Regions from separate parts of the Homo sapiens genome. Here regions 1, 2 and 3 are each linked to region 4. Evidence: chromatin loops called from intact Hi-C (ENCODE). Cell type or tissue: heart right ventricle. All regions are shown on one strand. Region 1 overlaps SMG7 (SMG7 nonsense mediated mRNA decay factor). Region 2 overlaps SMG7 (SMG7 nonsense mediated mRNA decay factor). Region 3 overlaps NMNAT2 (nicotinamide nucleotide adenylyltransferase 2). Region 4 overlaps ARPC5 (actin related protein 2/3 complex subunit 5).

Evidence for each region. Peaks named below come from ENCODE experiments on the same cell type or tissue, not always from the same donor. Only the 100,000 strongest peaks of a DNase experiment are listed, where the experiment ranks them.
Region 1: it touches region 4 in a loop (3-fold over the local background); 38 of 110 quality-filtered maps call a loop at or near these places.
Region 2: it touches region 4 in a loop (2.2-fold over the local background); 39 of 110 quality-filtered maps call a loop at or near these places.
Region 3: it touches region 4 in a loop (3-fold over the local background); 5 of 110 quality-filtered maps call a loop at or near these places.

The regions. Positions count from the first base shown.
Region 1 is chr1:183,541,882-183,546,881 of GRCh38, reverse strand. SMG7 (SMG7 nonsense mediated mRNA decay factor) reads right to left here. Exons shown (of 23, transcript NM_001375584.1): 14 at 4,380-4,806; 15 at 2,385-2,529; 16 at 1,570-1,952; 17 at 545-916. Among named protein-coding and RNA genes, the nearest start is that of NCF2, 46 kb to the left of the region's middle. RefSeq lists a silencer at 2,971-3,020. In heart right ventricle, CTCF peaks have their summits at 2,881 and 3,089; no DNase peak of the experiment used is centred here; H3K27ac peaks cover 3,573 bases.
Region 2 is chr1:183,548,999-183,553,998 of GRCh38, reverse strand. It overlaps SMG7 (SMG7 nonsense mediated mRNA decay factor), which reads right to left. Exons shown (of 23, transcript NM_001375584.1): 19 at 4,711-4,791; 20 at 4,076-4,235; 21 at 3,078-3,248; 22 at 2,809-2,954; 23 at 1-2,181. The coding sequence ends at 2,068. Among named protein-coding and RNA genes, the nearest start is that of NCF2, 39 kb to the left of the region's middle. In heart right ventricle, a CTCF peak has its summit at 2,011 (motif pointing left); no DNase peak of the experiment used is centred here; H3K27ac peaks cover 2,521 bases.
Region 3 is chr1:183,315,866-183,320,865 of GRCh38, reverse strand. The region is part of intron 1 of NMNAT2 (nicotinamide nucleotide adenylyltransferase 2); the gene reads left to right. Among named protein-coding and RNA genes, the nearest start is that of NMNAT2, 100 kb to the left of the region's middle. In heart right ventricle, a CTCF peak has its summit at 2,159 (motif pointing right); a DNase peak (open chromatin) is centred at 2,195; H3K27ac peaks cover 3,969 bases.
Region 4 is chr1:183,620,914-183,625,913 of GRCh38, reverse strand. It overlaps ARPC5 (actin related protein 2/3 complex subunit 5), which reads left to right. Exons shown (of 4, transcript NM_005717.4): 4 at 1-5,000. Among named protein-coding and RNA genes, the nearest start is that of ARPC5, 12 kb to the left of the region's middle. In heart right ventricle, a CTCF peak has its summit at 2,518 (motif pointing right); a DNase peak (open chromatin) is centred at 2,483; H3K27ac peaks cover 2,307 bases.

The DNA of each region.
Region 1 (5,000 bases), 79 kb after region 4:
CAGAACACAAAAGGTTAATGTGGCTAGTGAGTAAAACAATGCTATGGAGCAAAATGATTAGCATATCTTGTGCTAACAGAGAAACAGATCTTTTAAAAAGTTACTAACATTCACCTGTTTCTCATGAATAAAAAGGGCAAAGAAAGGGACCTCCACTGTCCAAGATAACTGGCTAACCTTGTTCCTCTCAGAGAGCAATTTATTTAAATATCAGTAAACCTATTTTTAAACTTAGATGATTCAGCCCAACTGAGAGGAGTGCTTTGTCTCAGAATTCTCTAACATGCTGTTTTAGAGATTTCTGTACATGGTTTCTTTGCCAGACCATCAGAGTTCAAAATCAGTTACGGAATTCTTCAGCTTCCAAACTAAAACATACTGTGCAACTCTGAGGAGGAAACCAAGAGCTACACCAATACTCAGTGGCATTCTATAGTACTAACGAATAAGAGTGGCCTTTTTATAAGATCTATTTGAGATATTCAAAAGACAGTCAACCTCAGACCTATCTCCAAATTGCCTGGTGATAGGAAAGAACACACACCTCAAACGGCATTCTGGGTACAGGATCCTGCTCTGGACGGAAGACTCCTGGTGACCGTTTGCCCCTGCGGTCTATGTTTGCTTGCTGTGCCATTACAGATCTGTTATCAGCCATGCTGTAGGAAGAATCCCAGTAGAATTCTGGGACCTTGACTTCTGAGGGATTATGGTTATATGGCTCCATGGGAAAAGGCTTCATTTTTTTTTCTAGAGGCTGCTGCTGCATTACAGGAGGTTGCAATGACGGCTCAAACAGTTTTATGGGGTCTTGGGTCTGAAGGTAGTAGGGCTGTTTCACAGGCATAATTTTCCCTAATGGGCCTTGAACCTGAGGGGGATTCCACAGCTGTTTGGAGGCATCTGCCTGTTGATACTAAAAAAGAGACGCCTGTCATAAAGGTGAGGATAAAATGCAATATTACTTATAATGAATGCTAAAGAATCACAGAATGAACTTGGGGTGTTTTCCAACCAACAAAACTCTAGGCAAGGCAGCAGTTTCCTTTACCTTTTGGGCTATTCAATACTCAGAGCTTTTTGGAAACAGATTATGGGCACCACACTCATATTTTCTTTTAATTCAACTATTTAAGAGGTTTAATGAATGAATGAATATATTTGCATAAGAGTGTTTGTTTCCCCTTTCTGCTTCAAGTGCTGTGCTTCCAACGACAACATTTAAGATTGGTGTCACATCTGTCTTAGCACCTCATCAAGACTGTGATTCTATTTCCCTAGTAGTTTATGTTCCTATAGGAGAATTATTTGCAGAAAATCCATTTTCAATAAAATGGACACTTAGTAGCAGCCAAGAATGGTACTTAAGATCTAGTATTTTATCCTTTACAAGAGTAAGGAAAACATTTGAACTTTCATAAACAGTAGAGACAATACTTTTGTTTTCCCATAATCACTATAAATCTAAGCAAGAAGTATGTCAAAGTTTAATGAGCATTTCTAACATTGAATCTTTCAGCATTTCCCCTTATTTCATTCAGCTGGATAGTACACACAACTGTAACTTACCTGCTGGAATCCAGAGTGGTGAGGCGGGCTTTTCCCCAAAGCCGGCACAGCTTTTGTAGGGGATTGTTGTTGCTGAGTTAGAGCTTGAACCTGCAGCTGGCTTGTAGACTGTGCTGTTGGCTGAGCTGGTAAAGATGTAAGGGGTTGCTGGGAAGGTGGCTGTGATTGTTGAGGTCCCTGGTTCATTGGCCCTGGTCCAGAGGGCCGTTGCTGGCTGTAAGGAATGTGGGACTGTTTCCCAGCTTGCACCTGGTTTCCTGCTGGAGAGTGAGCTGTAGGCTGAAGAAAGGTTCCTGGGACAGAAACACCAGCTGGGAAGGTGTAACCTGAGCCCATAGAAAATGCCACAGGCGGGGGGATAACATATGTTGGGGGCGGAAACCCTTCAAAACAGAAGAACACAGCTTTAGTTTTAAGGAAACAGCAAAAAATTGCAAAAAAAGTCATTTTTTTTTTAACAGGTAGGTAGAGGGAGTCTTCTAACACATCACAAAAGAGATTAGTCATGTTGTCAATCTTTAACTTGATTTGAAGAACTAAAAATAGACTTGATATTTTTCCTCTATCCACTGAAGTAATCAGTGTTCTGTGAGTAGCTTCTGTATTTAGTGATAGGATTTCCTTCATAATAACAAACATGCACTTGTATGTACACTACACACAAACAGTTCAAAAATAATTTTATAAGTATTAGGGAAAATAGAACTTTTTATGGCTTAGTAACATTACTCCAACAGAAAACACATTTCTCAGTGACTGAATAGAAATTCTTGCACAGAAAAGATTAAGTAGAAGAAATTACAAAACATATTTACCTGGCCTGCTGGGAAGAGGAGGGAAGGCTCCAGGGTGATGAATGGGGATGAACTGGGAGTTACTTGCTTGAGTTGGGGTTTGAGTTACAGGTGTTTTTCTGGCTTCAGACACTGGAGTCTTTCTTAGTTCTGTCTGGGATTTTACCTGTAACCAATAGAAGCAAAACTATCTATAATAAATTGAAACTCAAATGTGCTAGAAAGAAGACCCTACTCCTAAGAAAGTATTTAAAACCTCATTAGATCAAAAAGTACATGCTGAAGATATTTAAATTCACCTAAGTTAAAAATGGAAAATCAAAGCAAATTATTTAATAGCCAATAAAAGATAATTTTACTATCTTAGTTTTACTAATTATTTTGCTTTCCCATGATCACAAAAATCCAAAAATGTAAAGGACCTTAGAGCCCATTTGTTTTACAAATGAGATGCCTGATGCTAACAAGTTGAAAAAAACTTGTCTATGACTTTAAGTTGCTTGTTCTGGGGCCCAGGGTTCTCTATACTCTAATTCATTAAACGACATACATGAATTATGAACTAATAATGACTATTAACCCATAGGTGAGTTATTTTGGCCCTCAGTTTGATTTCATCTGGGTAGCCATATGTGCAGTCAGGCATCCACCTTCCACCCTGCAACTTTACCACCCTTCAGAATAAATAAGGATACTTTCAGCAGTAAGGAACAGGCCCTGAGATCCTATAGATGGAGCCAGAGAGTAGATGTCATATGCACTGCTCAAAGTTGAGCAAAATGAGGGAACATGAGTAGCATTTATAGAAAACCCAGGACGAGGTACAGAGTGTGGTGATATGTTTACTCTTTCTTTCTTTAATCATTTATAGGTGATTTGAGATGGATGAGAAACCAAAAAAGGAGATTGTATTTTCAGTCTGGACCTTATTGTGAGCAGTTACAGAGAATGGAGGAAAGGTAAACAGAAAATGCTGGACTCATTATCTCTAAAACTCGGATCCTTTGGCTTTCTAGTTCATTTTTTTTTTTCTTGCCTTTCCCTAGCATCTCTCTCTCTCCCCTATGTCTTAATTTCTACCTTGTCTTTCTGTTTCTCTCCTTGCTATAATGTTAAAATGGAACTATTATTTTCTTATTTCTCTTTCTCAAAAAAATTAGAGAAATACTTCAAAGGTACTATTTATTTGTAAGCAGCCTTCAACAATGTAAAGTTTCTCATGCAAACACATACATTTGCTAAAATGTGTTAACAACTCACATGGCTGCTTAAGTATTTATTCAAACATTAATAGTATTAATAAAACCATCACAGAATAAAGGCCCTTTTCTGTTTACATGAAACCATCTTTTCTATTTGGGAAAATATATTAATAAAAAGAAAGTCACAAATAACTGAGCAGTGCTTATCTTTTCCCAGCAAGAAACCTGGGTTCTTCCTTTATAAATTCCCAGGATCCAGGATAAGATTAAAGTGATATTAATACCAATAGCCGGGACAAGTATAATTGTCAATAAAAAAGTCTCATATTTTTCCAAGAAAAAAAATACACACACACACACACACACACACACACACACACACACACACATATATATATATTATAGTGAATCTAAAAAAAAAAACTGCATAAGCCTTAATATACTCTTGGTTCTACTGGATCTACAGAAGACCCCAAATCTCCACTATAGCATTGACAAATGGTAGTTATATCTTCTAAATAAAATATAATCCTGTGTGAAACTGACAACTCTGCAACTAATCCTTTCAAACTGCTTAAATTGGTGAAGACTGACGAAAGTGTCAAATCAGGCTGAGATTTTTTTTTCACTCACAATTCCCAAGAATTGAAAAAGTAACCATCTATCACAGCTCTTTATATAACCTTACTATGCAATTAAATAATGCATTTAAACTTCCAGGACGGCCAATTCTCATGGCTTTAGAACAAAATGAAAAATCTTGCCTTTTGTGTGAGCCTTCCTCTACCTGCTTTATAGTTCAAATACAGCTTACCTGCACTGCCACATTCTGCTTTCCTGTTTCCTGTAACTTTTCTAAGGTGCATTTCTTGGTTTCAGTTTTCCTCTTGTTGTTGTCCTTCTTTCCATCATTCTTAGTTACAGTTATTCCTTTGCTATAGTCCCTTCTCACCTCTTTGGGAGGAAAACTTCTTCCTTGGTCTCTGTTCACTTCTCGTGTCTTAATGTTTTCTTTGAAGGTAACCACTGGCTTCTCTCCTGTGTCACAGTTGTTGCTTAAATTTCGGCTTGTAGATAGCACTGATTTTAGCCCTGGGCTCCCATCTGCAGCCAGCGACTCTATCACAGATGTTTCTTGCAGAATGAGGTTCTCTTTGGCTTCACTGGGGTCTTCCAGTATTAATTCTGGGATTTCTGTGATAAACAACAATTTCCCTACCTCATTTTCACACTGAATCAGCCTAAAAAAGCAAAAATAAATCCATATATAAAAAACATTAACTTAAAAAATAACAACTGAATTGTGTGTGGATCCAAGTCAATATATTCCTAGCACTAATAACCATGAAAACAGCAGGATATAACAATGTGGATTCAGGTAACACAAAAAGTAGTTATGTAGAAACTGAGGTTCTCATTATCACACTTAACATCG
Region 2 (5,000 bases), 72 kb after region 4:
GGAATCCCGCCCCAAGAGTCAGAAAACATTCCAAACACCAAATTCTCATGCAGAATGGGGCTTTAGATAGGAGCTGGGTATTACTGGGAGTGAGATGGTAAACCTGGTTAGCTTGTCTAGGGCGCAAGAATCAGTGACAGTTCAAACACTGGAATGTTGCAGCTGCCTGAATGCAGAGCTCAAACACACAAACTGGGTAAAGGTAGTAGGAAAAAGGCTTGGGAAGAGGAGAGAAAGGTGGACACAGGGAAGGGGCTGAAGAGAAGCACAAAAGGTTTCATATTGCCATTGGGTAGGGGGCTTCACCTTTTCAGACCTTTCAAAAAAACAAAACCCAAACACCATGTCAAACTAAAAGAGCAATAATGTAAGCATACGGGGCGGGGGGGGCTCCAACCACTCTCTCTGAAGAGCAATGAGCGTTATCTCACCCCTTTTCATTGCTGGGGTTGCCCAGACTGCAGTGACAACTGGGGCTCCTGGATGTGCTTTGCTCTACAGCTGTCTTCCAGCTCTTAAGTTCCACACTAACTCCATACACTCGCACACACAACCCCTCCCCTCTGGGACAGCAGATGGGCACGTGTGTGTACACAAACATACAGACACACAAAGGAGAGACCTCCCAGAAAATAAACCCTACCACTAGCACAGCAATTGAACAATTAGATTGTTTCCATAATTTCCCCTTAAAATATTACTTTTCCAGGAAATGACTAACAGAAATGCTGTCCTTCTGTTTCTACACAAGAACATTTTCAGTCCTCTTTCCTCCTAATAAATATCATACAAAGAGTTTATTTTCCTTTCTTTCGTCTCTTCCAAAATGGACGACGTCGTGTTTTCTTCTGTGCCTGATGGGCACATGTCCGTGCTGCCTTGAATTTCACTCTGAAAGTGGAGGCTGGGAGACTGCAGCTGGGCAGGGGCCTGGGCCCTCTGTGGGCTACGCAGATACTGCTGCTTCCTTCCTCTTCAGACTGTCTTTTGGGCCCCAACTGCTGGACCCCATGCTGTTGCTTCTTGGGGAGATGTGATGTTGCACACATTAGGAATAAAAACAATTACTAGCATACAGCATTGGGTAAAAGAAGGGATGGAGATGGGGCAGGAGGGTGGGAAGTAGAATGGGGGCACAAAAACCAACCAAAGAAAAAATAACCACACTGAAAGCTTCTACCTATTAGAACGTGTCAGGCTGTGAATGGACTAGCCTGCCTTCTGTGAGACTGCTTGCTGTGCGACTGTAAAATGTACAGGAATCAAAAACGTAATTTGAAATCCTACAGCAGTCTACCTGCTAGTCCAGCCCAGCACCACCACCCACACTGTATCCTCGATTGGGGCTCGAGCACCTACAGAGTGAAGGGCATTCCCTGCTGGAGTCTCCTGGCCAGAGGAAGGCCTACCAGAGCCTTCTGACAGGCCTTGAACTCTCCCTTATGGAACATTTCCACTGGCTGAAGAGGTCGGTTCCCCATCCTGTCACCACCAACCTCTCACAGGAGCAGTGAACGGGGCTTTCCTTGCTACACACTGACTAGAAGCACACCTGTGTATGGAAGAATTCAGTGTGATATTTTACTACTGAGAGTAATAATAATAAAAGATGTTTAAGAATAATTTCAACTACATTCTCAGTCAGCAAAGCAATCATTAATGGATTCCTATTTTATTCCCCAAAGAGGAAAAAAGGACTGAGAAGTTCCCATTGGCTTCTCCCATCTGCCTTCCCTTCTCAGCTTTCACTTCCCATGTGGCTGGGGACATGCACGATGGAGAAGGTGAGAGGCGGTGATACCAAGTAACTGAGTGAGATAAACAGCAGTTCCTCTCTCTCTCCCTCCGGAGGGCCCCGGGGGGACGGAGAGTTCCTGATGGATTTTTCTTTTTGTTGCACTGCGAACATTTCGTGCACACTCAGCGGGCTGGTGGAATACTTACACCCTCTTGACAGCGAGAAACAGAAAAGAGGGCTGCCACCTGCAGGGGACTGTGTGGGCCAGTCCTGCAAACCCAACATGCCATGGTTTATGGAGCCTTCATTCCCAGGTTGCCACTTTGGCCTCAGTGTGGAGGGTTCATGGTGCCTTGTCCCCGTTGCTGTTTCTGCTTCTGCTGCATTAACAGCTGCTCCAGAGCAGAAGGTCCAGGATGCATCATGGAACTGGACCAGATAGACTGAAAAACAGTCCAGATCTTGTCAGCAGAGGTCAAATGCCAAGTTGTCTGAAAGGGATTTTTCAATCCCAGCCAAATATAAAGGCATATATATGGCCCCAAAACCCAACCCCACTCCCCATAAAAATCCAGCTATTAGAAAAAGTCATTATAAGACTCTTAAAGCTAGTTAGTTTCCATTAAGACTATTTTAAACCAGAAGAAGTGAAATCACATTTTATGTCAAGTCTTTTTACTGAAACTCAGCTGTATGTGGTACCACACAGGGCATTTACTATAAAGTTTTCAGGCAAATAAAACATTTCTAAAATTAGATACTCTTATTTTGTCAGAAAAGGCTTAAATCAAACATTCCAAAATGAATCAGAATTTTCTTAACCTTAGAATGAAACTAAAACCTTTGTTTTTGTCCTCCTGAAGATACTGCTTTACCACTAGTGAATTCAGAAATTAAAAATTATCACTCAAGAATCTTGTAAGGCAGACCATGTTTCTAGGACTTTGTTATATATGTGCTATGTATCAGTCAACTCCGAGGGCCTGAGAAGTCTAGCTATTTATGTGAATGAAAGCAGAGACACCTTTGCTGTAATAATCTTGTGGTTCTTGTTCCTGAAATCTACTCACCTTTAGGCTTTCCATGAGGACAGCAGAGGAATCCTCCATGGAAGGGCCATGGCCTGTCCAGGTGCCACTCGGAGTGCTGGCCTGATGCCAACTGCTCTCAGAGGATGACGTTGCTGAGAGATAATCAATGCCAAACCCACCCATGGCTAAGGGATGAAAAGAGATAAGAAAAATTCAAGAAGATGTTCTATCACTGCCAATTGCCAGACCCCAGGGAAGGATAGAGTAAATTCTTTCAATTTTGCCTGGCAATGAAATGTAGATCTCACCTGGCTTATCAGTTTTCCACCGATCTGCAGTCCTTCTATCCCTGTTATCTGGAGTCCCAATGGGTCCAAAATTGGAGAATGGAACAGAATTATGGTTGTGTGTTGGAGGAGAGCTGGGTAGGCTGCTTGGGTTAGAGGAATGAGGAGACTGGCTGGCTGGTGTTGAATGATCTATTAAATAATAGCAACACAGGATATAGTAAATCATTGTTTCACAAACATACAAAGAACTACAGGTTCCTGTAGATCTGATCACTAAAATTCTACTAACAATAACCACAGGGCTTTGAAGGAAAGGGAAACTAAAGGCTCCAAAGAGATCTGCTAGATGCACTAATTTGCCCTGCCACACATATCTAAGGCATATTCTTCGCCTTAAAAAAGCAAAATAAAATAGTAGGCAATTTTTGTCAACTGAATGAATGCCCTATTCTCACACGGCTATTTCAGATACATGTTTATTGGTCTTATGTATCAGAAAGAATTTGCTAACCTTAAGAATTACTATTAAGTCAGACTCTAAGTTAAAAATCTCAATTTTAAAAAGTGCAGAGCTGGGCACAGTGGTGTGCACCTGTAGTCCCAGCTACTTGGGAGGCTGAGATGGAAGGACTGCTTGAGCCCAGGAGTTTGAGTCTAGAGTGGGCAACACCACAAGACACTGTCTCAAAAAAAAAAGTGCAATTTTTCTGCAAAGAATGAACACCTACAAATAAAACTAAAAAGCAGCTGAGAACCATAAGATAGAACCTCTATTTTCTCCCTTACATCTCTGCTGGCTACTGAGGATGTAAAAAGTTTTGTCAGTAGCATTTATTACATAAACCGGCTTCTTCTTTTTTTTTTTCTATTTCCTTTCAGAAGTTACAAAAACAAACAAACAAAAAATAAAAATAACCCAACAAATGATATATTTGTAATTACAGAATCTCACTATCCCTTAATCAATCTGAGTGTACAGGAAATGTAAGGTCTATAATTTAAAGAGTAGTTAATACCTGAACTGGCAGGAAGTGATGGAGACCACGGAGTCCCTTCAAAAAGGGAATACAGAGATGTTTCCTGGGGGGCCATTGAGGGACTGAGTTCTGCTTTGGAGCTGGATGTCAGGTTTTTCCCATATACCTCATTGAACATACTATTATTTGGGTATCTTTCCTGAAAGACATGACAGTGAAGTTATAAACTCACCCCAAGGAAAGAGATTTGAGAAAATCCAATGTCTTGTTCATGGATGCTTGGTACACCTTAAGCTTTTCTTAGGAAGAGAAATTTTGAAGGCTTTTATTTCTTTTTGTTTCAATTTTCCAGTCAAATTAATTTTCCTCTTTGCTTTCTCTCACCCTTAAATTTGCTCTGTGTAAACTATCCAGGTTGAAAATGTGAATAATTTATTTGGCTCAAAAAGAGAGCCCTAAGGGTTTCAATATTAATGAGAAGTTAAAGGGTTTTAATTCATGATGTACAAGTCACTAGTATGCCCCAATCAGAGACAAGGGGGATAAAATCAAATATCTGGAATACACTAATACATGGAAAATAAAGAAAAAACAGACATACTGAAACAGTATGAGAAAGACAATGATCAGTCTACACTAAAAGCACACAGCAGGATTCTTCATTGTTCACCTACCTGATTGAGAGAGAATCCGGTGAGGGACAGGAAAGAGGATGAATGTGACATGAGCTCTGAGGGCTTCTCCAATAAGGATTTCTTCACAGTCCCAGAAAAAAAGGTAATTAAGTTATACCTTCTATTTTCTTAATATTAATCTTACCATACTATGGAACCAAAGCAAAAGCATGCCTGTATTCGCCCACTGAGTACAATTTGAGGCTCAGAAGATGTGAATTCAAATCTGTTAACACCAAGACACCGCCTAAGTGCCAGTTGCCACAGGTGCATAGAATCCTCCTTTTAGA
Region 3 (5,000 bases), 310 kb after region 4:
CCCTTTTGGCAACAGCAGGACAGAGGCAGTTCCACTGTTTGGTAAGGAAAGAAACAAAGAACTGTGACCTGCTTGGCTCCTAGTTTCTTTATCTGTAAAATGAAGAGGTTAGGACAGATGACTTTAGATCAACTTCTGTGAATGTTGGTGTAACCCAGGTAAAACATAGCTGTCTCGTGACCCAGTCCTAACATCATGATGTACTCAGAGAAACAACTGTCAGGTATCCAAAAAGTAATTCACAAAGAAATTTTATTTATTCTTGAGATGGAGTCTCGCTCTGTCGCCCAGGCTGGAGTGCAGTTGATCTTGGCTCACTACAACCTCTGCCTCCTGGGTTTAAGCGATTCTCCTGCCTCAGCCTCCCGAGTAGCTGGCATTACAGGCACCCGCCACCACACCTGGCTCATTTTTTGTATTTTTAGTAGAGACAGGGGTTTCACCACGTTGGCCAGGCTGGTCTTGAACTCCTGACCTCAGGGCGATCTGCCCACCTTGGCCTCCCAAAGTGCTGGGATTACAGGCGTGAGCCACCGTGCCTGGCCAGAAATTTTAATCTCTGCCAAAATCTCTCAAAGAATACCAAAAGGATGTTCAACTCAAACTAGAGCAGCACTTCAAAAACTTTATCTTTCTCTGTATATTTCACATATACTACCTCTGAAATACTATCACCTCTCTCCTCATTCCTAACAATTCTCTCTAAGCCCAGAAGATTCTCATCTTGTTTCTCCTCTCATCTCATCCTCAGGATCTATTTATTTCTCCTTCATCAGGAACTCAGAGTTAATTTTTAGAGGAAATCAATTCACCTTGTCTGGTTTCACTCAGTTCGCTCCTTTCCCTTTACCCTAGTTCAGCCAGAGAGACAGCAGCTATCCCAGAATTCCCCGCCATGGGCAGAGAAGGGGAGAGGCTGTTAATAGTGGTGAATAAATGACTTTCCTACCATAATGAGATAAGTCCAGAAAAACGGGAATGAGAGGATGGGAACTGCAGATGCTCAAAGACACGGCAGATCATGGAAAACTCCCTCCCAGGGTCATCTTAAGTTGCATCCCACTCTCAACCCCACAGCTATGGAAGTTCCCCAATTTCTGACTCTTGTCAGATGGAGGAGGAATATCCTGCCGGTTTCCCTGCTGAGGACACATAGAATAGTGGAAACCAAAAAATAAAGGAAGAGAGAAAGAGAGAGGGGAAGAGAGAGAGAGAGGCAGAGGAGAAGAAGGAAAGAAGGAAGAAAGGAAGGAGGGAAGAAACCAAGGATGGCACTGTCACCATGGCAAGTGGAAGCTGAAGGCAGGCCTGGCCTTGGCCAGAGGCGCTGCTGAGAAGGGAAGGATGACCAAGAGTGTCCCAGCCTGCTTGTGACTCTCCTGCTGCCTCTGAGAGAGCTGGCTCAACCTCGAGAACATTGGGGCAGTTCTTGGGTTTTCTAAACAGTGGCATATATCATCTCACTTAAACTTTACAACTGCTTGGAAATGTAGGCACTGTGCTGAAGTGATCTTTTTATAAGTCATTCTCTGGTGTTTATAAGTCTGACTGGTGTGTAAATGCCTCCAGGGCAGGACTTTCATTTTCTAAATTCTTGTATTCCTGGCACTCAGCACGGGTACACAGTAGGTGCTCGATGTTGGCAGAATGGAAGTAACCGGAGCAGATTTTTTGGGGTGAGTCAACTGAGCCCCCAGCCAGTTTCCAGTGGAGTCAGGACTGGGCTCAGCAATCTTGACTTCTACTTCAGCATAGCTTCTGCTGCAGCACAGTGGTAGGTAGTGTGTATGTGGGGGTATGGGGCATGCACACGCCTGTGTCCCCACAAGACAGTAGCATTGCAATGAGGAGAATGCAGGGGCTCTGAGTCCCTATATGATTCCCATTTCTGCCCTTATAAGCAAGTCCTTAACTTCTCATCTATAAATTGTGCTTAATGATACCACCTCCAATAGAGCTGATGTGATGATTCAATAAATAATAACAACAAAATAATGATGTTAAAAATCCATAGCTGGCTTGTACTTCTTTGCCCTTGGCTCTTTCCTGCCCCAGGCTCCCAGGCCCCAAACCTCTGCTCCTGTATCGGATTTTAGGGAGTTCAGCAAAGGTAGAAGTAGAGGTCAGCAGTTTGGGACTTGTTTGATGTGTGTCTCTACAAGCTCTCAGCAGATGGAGCCCGTGGCCTCTGGCTCAAGGCAGGAAGGACTGAGGGTTTTTCCCAGGGAGAGCAGGGTTGTGCAATGATTCTGTCCTGGCCTCCCTAAACCCTCCCTTCTCAGTTCTAGAAACTCTCTGCCCTCAGAAATTCCTCCCCCATCGTCCTGTTTGGGGGATTTCCTTTCTCAAGGCAAACACAATGAATCTCTCTCTGGTTTTGGAAATCCAAAACTGGCCAGGAAAAAATCTTGCAGAGCTGCCCTGACTTCCGAGCACAGAACTCAAGTCATTCCTCCCCACCTGTGGGCCATCACCTCCGCAGTCCCTCTCCTCCCATCCCAAAGACAGAGCCCCATTTCCTCATCTGGCCTGGACTTTTTCTCTAACAGACTGTAGCCTGCAGACAGGCAAGAGGACTTCAGGCTGGGGCACAGAAGTCCCAGTGACACAAAAGTGAGAGGAGGTCTTAGGATCCAGGGCTCAGGCCATGTCACTGGGGTCCCAGGGCCTGCTGGGGAGGTGAGGCAGAGACTTCGCTAGCCTAGGCCGGATGTCTGGGAGTCGAAGCCCAATTTCCCACTGTGTCAGTGGAACTCAGAGCTTCCATAGGGCCATGAGCTTACCTCTGCCCTTAGAATAACTGTTTGTGAAGGCTATAGAACAGTGCCCAGAACATAATAGACACTCAGACGTTTTGGCTATTACAGCTCCTTTAACACTGTATTGTGTTTGTCTGTTTGTGTATTTGTGTCTCACAGTGGGTGCACCACCTGTGACTCTAGTGCTCAGCATAGAATCCAGCCCATAGTGGATGCTAATTTAAATATTTTTTTCTTTTGGACACTGGTCAAGAATCTTTGAATAGCCCCTGTCATTAATCTGGGTAGAAGCCTTTCCCTCTGCTAGTGTCAAAAGCCCTGGGGTTAATAGACTTGGGTGGGGGTTCATGAATCCACTTCCAGCCCTTGGGGTTATCTTAGGCAGTCTCTGGGCCTTCACTTCTTGGCCAGTAAAATGAGAGGAAAACAGAGTCAACTCTAAAAGTCTTCTCGGCTTCCAAAGACTGGCAAGAGGTGACTTGATTGTAGGTGATGAGGGAGTGGGTAAGAGAGTACATAGAAATCCATGGGTCAAGGCCAGGCATGGTGGCTCATGCCTATAATCCCAGCACTTTGGGAGGTTCAGGCAGGAGGATAGCTGGAGCCCAGCAGTTCCAGACCAGCCTGGGCAACATGGTGGTGAGACCTCATCTCCACACACACAAAAAATATTTTAAATTAGCTGAACATGGTGGCTGAATGCCAGCTACTTGAGAGGCTGAGGCAAGAGGATCGCTTGAGCCCAGCAGGATCACTTGAGCCAGGAGGTAGCCACTGTACTTCAGCCTGGGTGACAGACCCTGTCTCAAAAAAGGAAAAAGAAAAAATCCATCAGTCAGGCTCAGGGTATGCTGGAGGATGTGGGCTGAAATACGGGGGGATGAAACTGAGCCTACTTTCTGGGATAAAACGGCTGACCAGCCAGGCCCACCCCACTCTGAGGCTGCCACTTTTGAGGTATGACCCGACGGTTCCCATTTAGAAGAGTCTACTCCACTTTGACACAGGTTACTGGAATTCCCATTTTAGAGACATTCTTCTGGGGAGAGACATTGGGGGCTCTTATTAAAATGTATGTGGATCAGGTAACATTTATCAAATGTGCACAGGTCTAGTGATTAGTAGTGTCTGACTACTAGGTAACAACTAGCTGAGGGCATGGGGGATGGAGATCTGGAACACAGGCATGCCAAGGATGCTGACTTAGAGTCCCAAAATGCAGGACCGGAGGAAAACACCTCAATTTCTATAAGTGGAAAGAAGGGGAATCAGATAAAGGGTTATTTCCAACACATTTTACCTAGTGAATAATATTCCCTATGGCAAGCTCTGCTTACGTTCACTTACCCAATGAATCAATGTTTGCTGAGTATCAACAATATAGAAGGAGCCCTGGTAAGGGCTGTGGGGGAGGAGCTGAGGAAGGCAGCAAGCTGGATGAGACACAGTGCCTGCCCTCCAGAGGGAAGTAAAGTGCCCAGTCCCTCAGGCCCCCGTGCCTGGACAGCTCAGGGGACCGAGGTGCCTGGTGGGGGGCTGGCGAGCCCTGGCTCTGCAGCTGGTACTGCAGCAGCCCAGGAAGAAATCCAGGGCTGCCGTTTGACTCAGCATCTGATCTCCACAGACATGAAAGAAAATGGGTCAGAAAGAATGTGTATGGGGAGGTGAGGGGGCATGGATTTTGCTCTCTTTTCAAGCTGGAGGGCCTGCAGGAGACAGAGGGGCCAGCCCTCTCCTCTTAGCTCCCCACCCCACAGAGCAGCCATTTATGTCAGGGAGGAGTTGGGGGCAACAGACCCTGGGTGACACAGACACTGAGCCCTGCCACCCTTTCCCTCTTCATTGTTCGCATGGCTCTCCATGACCTGTGCCAAAATGAATTCCAGATTCCAGGGAGGAAGTCCCTGGGAACTGGAGCACTCAGGGTCAGTGGGGACTCTGGGCCTGTGATGTCACCTCCATTCCCAAGGAGAGCATGCCTCGCTGCCTCAAACATCCTGATGTGCAGAGGATGTCAGGGATGGACAGAAACAGCCCAAGAACAGAGGTCCTGGCTGACTCCTCTCCCAAGGTGGGTGTTTGATTTTTAGTAATTAAGGAGAAAAAGCTCTAAGAATCAAAAATTAAAGACTTTTGTTATTCTAAATTTGTTGGTTTTTTAGTTCATGGGCTACTCATTTTATTTTTTTATTTTTTTACTTTAAGTTCTGTGGTACATGTGCAGAAAGTGCAGGTTTATTA
Region 4 (5,000 bases):
GCAGTCATTCACTCCCAGCCTCCAAAATTCTCTTTCTTTCACCTCAAATCTATTTCTTGTACTTACCTACTCACAGCGACTTCTGTTTGCTTTCGATCTTCACCTGACTAGATTCCCACTTTAAAACACTTCCAGGCAATTCAGGGTCCTATGGGTGAAGATAAGCTAAGCAATAGGTATTATTCTTAAATATTACTTAGAGATGGGGACTTGCTATGCTGCCCAGGCTGGAGTGCAGTGGCTGTTCACAGGTGTGATCATAGTGCACTGAGGCCTCAAACTCCTGGCTTCAAGCAGTCCTGCCTCAGCCTCCCGAAAAGGTGGAACTACAGGCACATGCCACTGTGCCTTAGCCAATAGGTATTAGAGGTAGTCAAGTAGGTATAGCATAACCAATTACAAACTTTAAAATCAAATGATACTGAATGCTTTTTCATAAAATCCTTCTTAACATCACTTTCATAACTGAAGCGTTTGGAAAAATTCTGGAGTTCATATTTGTTCACAAGAATGGGTGGGTGTATTTAGAATCTGCCAGTCTATCAGCTTTACTGAGGGGAGATACTAAAAATATTTAACAAGTAGTATAATATAGAGACCGAGTCAAAATGGATACTAGCTGGAAACAACTGGTTCAACTGTTGCCTCCTGACTAAATGTCAGCCCAGGGTATAGTAACCATGACACAGTACTATCCTTGGTGAAGAGTTGGGAATAGGATTAATTGCGGAAAAAATATATATAAATGCCATAGGACACTTTTAGCACAAAAGTAGTTGTTTACCTCCCATTCTCCTCCTTTAATCTCAGTGCTTTTACTATTTGGTTTCTTTTTTGGCATTTTACAAAAGGGAAGAAATGGAAAACATACCCCTTCTTGGTCATTGGGTAACAGCACCATTTCGGTAACAGTCATACTTGATGACAAGTATGATGATATTTTAAGGACATGAACATGGGTGAAATCAATGTGTAGATGGTACAAATTAACCGAATTCTTTTTAAAGCATTTCCTGTGGATCCCAGGATCATGAGGACATAACAGAAGAATAAGGTCTGAATCTTGTTCACCAGTTTGCTCTCAGCCTAATTGGGAAGTAAGGTTAAGCACCTGAAAATTATGTCATACAAAAAAAAAGAGAATTAACGTCATACAATTTAGCATTTGACTGTAAATGCAGTTAGTCAATGTTGGGAGAACAACAAAATCAGGGTGGATCAGAGTATTTAAAGTGAGACATTAATTTGAACTAATCCTTTGGAGGGGCAGAAAGGACAAACGGTCCAAGTGAAATGAACAGAGTAGAAAGAGAAAGTTAAAAGTGGGTTTAATAGTCACTGTTCTTGCAGTTTTAATGTTTTTTGTTTTGTTTTGTTTTGTTTTGTTTTGTTTTGTTTTTTTTGAGACAGAGTCTCGCTCTGTGGCCCAGGCGGGAGTGCAGTGGCGCGATCTCGGCTCACTGCAAGCTCTGCCTCCTGGGTTCACGCCATTCTCCTGCCTCAGCCTCCCAAGTAGCTGGGACTACAGGCGCCCGCCACCACGCCCGGCTAATTTTTTGTATTTTTAGTAGAGACGGGGTTTCATTCACCGTGTTAGCCAGGATGGTCTCGATCTCCTGACCTCGTGATCCGCCCACCTCGGCCTCCCAAAGTGCTGGGATTACATGCGTGAGCCACCGCGCCCAGCTGCAGTTTTAATGTTTTTAACATAAGAATTCTAGATGGTGCAAATTATTAACAGGATCAGAAACTATCTCCGTGATAGATTCAAGAAAGTAAAATTATAGGAAATCATAATGTTTTATTAGCTGAAATAGACATTGATGATCACTTAGTTTAACCCCATGTATAAAGGTAAAAAAGAAAATTAATTAATTAATTTTTTTTTTTTGAGATGGAGTCTTGCTCTGTTGCTCAGGCTGGAGTGCAATGGCACAATCTCGGCTCACTGCAGCCTCCACCTCCCAGGCTCAAGCGATTCTCCTGCCTCAGCCTCCTGAGTAGCTCGGATTACAGGCACGCATCACCGTGCCCAGCTAATTTTTGTATTTTTAGGAGAGATGGGGTTTCACCATGTTGCCCAGGCTGGTCTTGAACTCCTGACCTCAGGTGATCCACCCTCCTCCGCCTCCCAAAGCACTGGGATTACAGGCGTGACCACCGCGCCCAGCCAGATTGATTAATTTTTAGATACACAATTTTTCCTTTAGATTTACAACTAACATCCCCTTACAGACAAAATATGTTAAAAGCACCAAAATAATTGAAAAACACACCCAATTAAGGAACAGACCAACGGCCTCTGTAGAACCAAGTGCCCTTAAACAAGGCTGCTTCTGTCCATATTCCTGCCGCGGGACCTCTGCCCCACTCCCTCTCCCCCTCACCCCAATGTCACTAGTACAATATGTGAAAACCCCAATGTGAAAACGTTCTGTGCAGGTGCCTCTTGTATGATTCCAGATATGGAGGAGGCCCGGGAAGCCCACAGAGGTACAGCATGTCATCTGCCTCAAGGTGGTGCTACTTCACCACATTGATGATCCAACCACAAGCAACATGGGACACAGCATTCACTTTAACATTTCTATTTTCCTTTATCATTTCTGTTACTTGAGTGTGTAAGAGTAATCAACATAAATAATCTATGTTTACATCTCTTATTTCTCTCTGAAACAGTTCCCTAGAATCCACACCACATGAAACACAAATTGAGTAGTGTATGACCCACCTGAATTCCAAAGCATTCTAAAACTCCCGTATTTTCCAGCCTAGCAGTTAGCTCCTGCTCTGCAAGACACACCCTCTTGACCTTGCTGCTAGACTGTATGGGCCCCCTGAAGTCATAGTAGCTGGCTCTTACTCATCCCCACATTCACTTGGCATAGTTGATGTTCAACAAATATCTCTTGGTTGCATAACATTGAACGAGCCAAGTCACCTAAGAAATCCTTAATTTATACACAGGTTCTTAGGGTACCTGAATAGGGCAACACATCAGAAGTACAAATTGAGAACTATACAAAGAGTAAAATAATTCTTGGGTTCAAATACCCTAGAGCCAATCAAGTTTAGTCACAAAGAATTTCAATTCACTTCAATGTGGACAGTTAAGAAGGGAATTTATCAGCCTTAGGTGGAAATCAGAGCCACCATGAGTACCACGTGCAGCCCCTATAGTGTTTAGCTTTGCCAGAAGTCACCAGAGAAAGTGGCTGAGGAACAGAATTCCAGCTCATATCTGGCTAACAGTGGCACTATGGGAGTTTATATGATCTGTTCATTATTCTGTGGCATCACCTTCTAAGAGCAGAGATGTGACCCAATACCCCTTGTTTTCCTTAAAGATAACCATTAAATTATATCCATGAATTTATATCACCGTCCTTGACTTTATACGTAGATTTTTCTAATTCTGTCAACCCTTAGGGTAATGAATAACTTAAATGGCCAATGCCTCTGAATAACATCATACTTCCTTTTGTTTCTCCAAAAATTGAATCAAGATGCCAGGGCAACTAAGATTTTCTTCAATTTGCTAAGTTAAAGGTCAGTGTATTCATTAGCCAATGGTTCTGTATTTTATTCATTTTAGTTTTTATTCGTTTTCAAATAATTTGTTCATATTGTTCAATATTCAAAAGGTAAGAAATATGTACTGTGGTAATTTTCCATTCCACCCTAGTTCCTCTTTTGACAACCAACTATTGTCACTTAATTCTTAGGCATCCTTCCAGATACAGTGTATGCATTTACAGGCAAATACCTATATAAGATTTTACCCCTTTGTGTACATAAATACTAACATACTATATATAGTGTTCTGTTCCTTGCTTTTTTCATTAACAGTATATTTTGGTGGTAATTTCCTATCAATACATAAAGAACTTCCTTATTCCCTTCAGAGGCATTTGAACCAGAGCAATTCCTTCTTGAATAGAAGCTGGGTAAAATAAGGCTGAGACCTACTGGGCTGCATTCCCAGATGGTTAAGGCATTCTAAGTCACAGGATGAGATAGGAGGTCAACACAAGATACCGGTCATAAAGACCTTGCTGATAAAACAGTTTGCAGTAAAGAAGCTGGCCAAAACCCACCAAATCCAAGATGGCAATGAAAGTGACCTCTGCCTCTGGCCATCCTCACCGCTACGCTCCCACCGGCACCATGACAGTTTACAAATGCCATGGCAACATCAGGAAGTTATCCTATATGGTCTAAAAAGGGGAGGCATGAATAATACACCCCTTGTTTAGCATATCATCAAGAAATAACCGTTAAAATGGGCAACCAGCAGCCCTCGGGGCTGCTCTGCCTATGGAGTAGCCATTCTTTATTCCTTTACTTTCTTAATAAACTTGCTTTAACTTTACAGACTGGCCTTGAATTCTTTCTTGTGTGAGATCCAAGAACGCTCACTTGGGGTCTGGATTGGGACCACTTTCCGATAACAATTTTATTTTTATGACTGCATAATAATTCTATTATATAAATAAATGTACCATAATTTACTTAACCATTTCCCTATTGATTTAGGTGGTTTCTGATCTTTTGCAGTTACAAACAGTGCTACAGTGAATAGCATTATACACAAGTCATTTTACATATGTTCAAGCCTATTTGTAGATCAATTCCTAAAAGTGAAAGTTAAGGTCAGTTGGAGGGCATTTAAGGGAGATATTGCTAAATTGCCTTTCTTAAAGGTTTTATCAATTATACTTTCTCCAGCCGTGTAGAAGAATGCATGTTTTCCCACCCCTTTACCTATTCTATGTGTTTGTCATAAAACATTTTTTAATCTTTTCAAATCTGATGTTTTAAAAATGGTATCATATATTTGCATTTCTCTTAATGTAAATGAGATTGCACATCTTTTCACATGCCTAATAGCCAGTTGTATTTTCTTTTCTATATTTTTGTATTTCTATATTTTCTTTGCCCTTTTGATGGTCTTTTTCTTACTGATTTGTAGGAGCTCTTTTCAACAGGAATGTCAAATA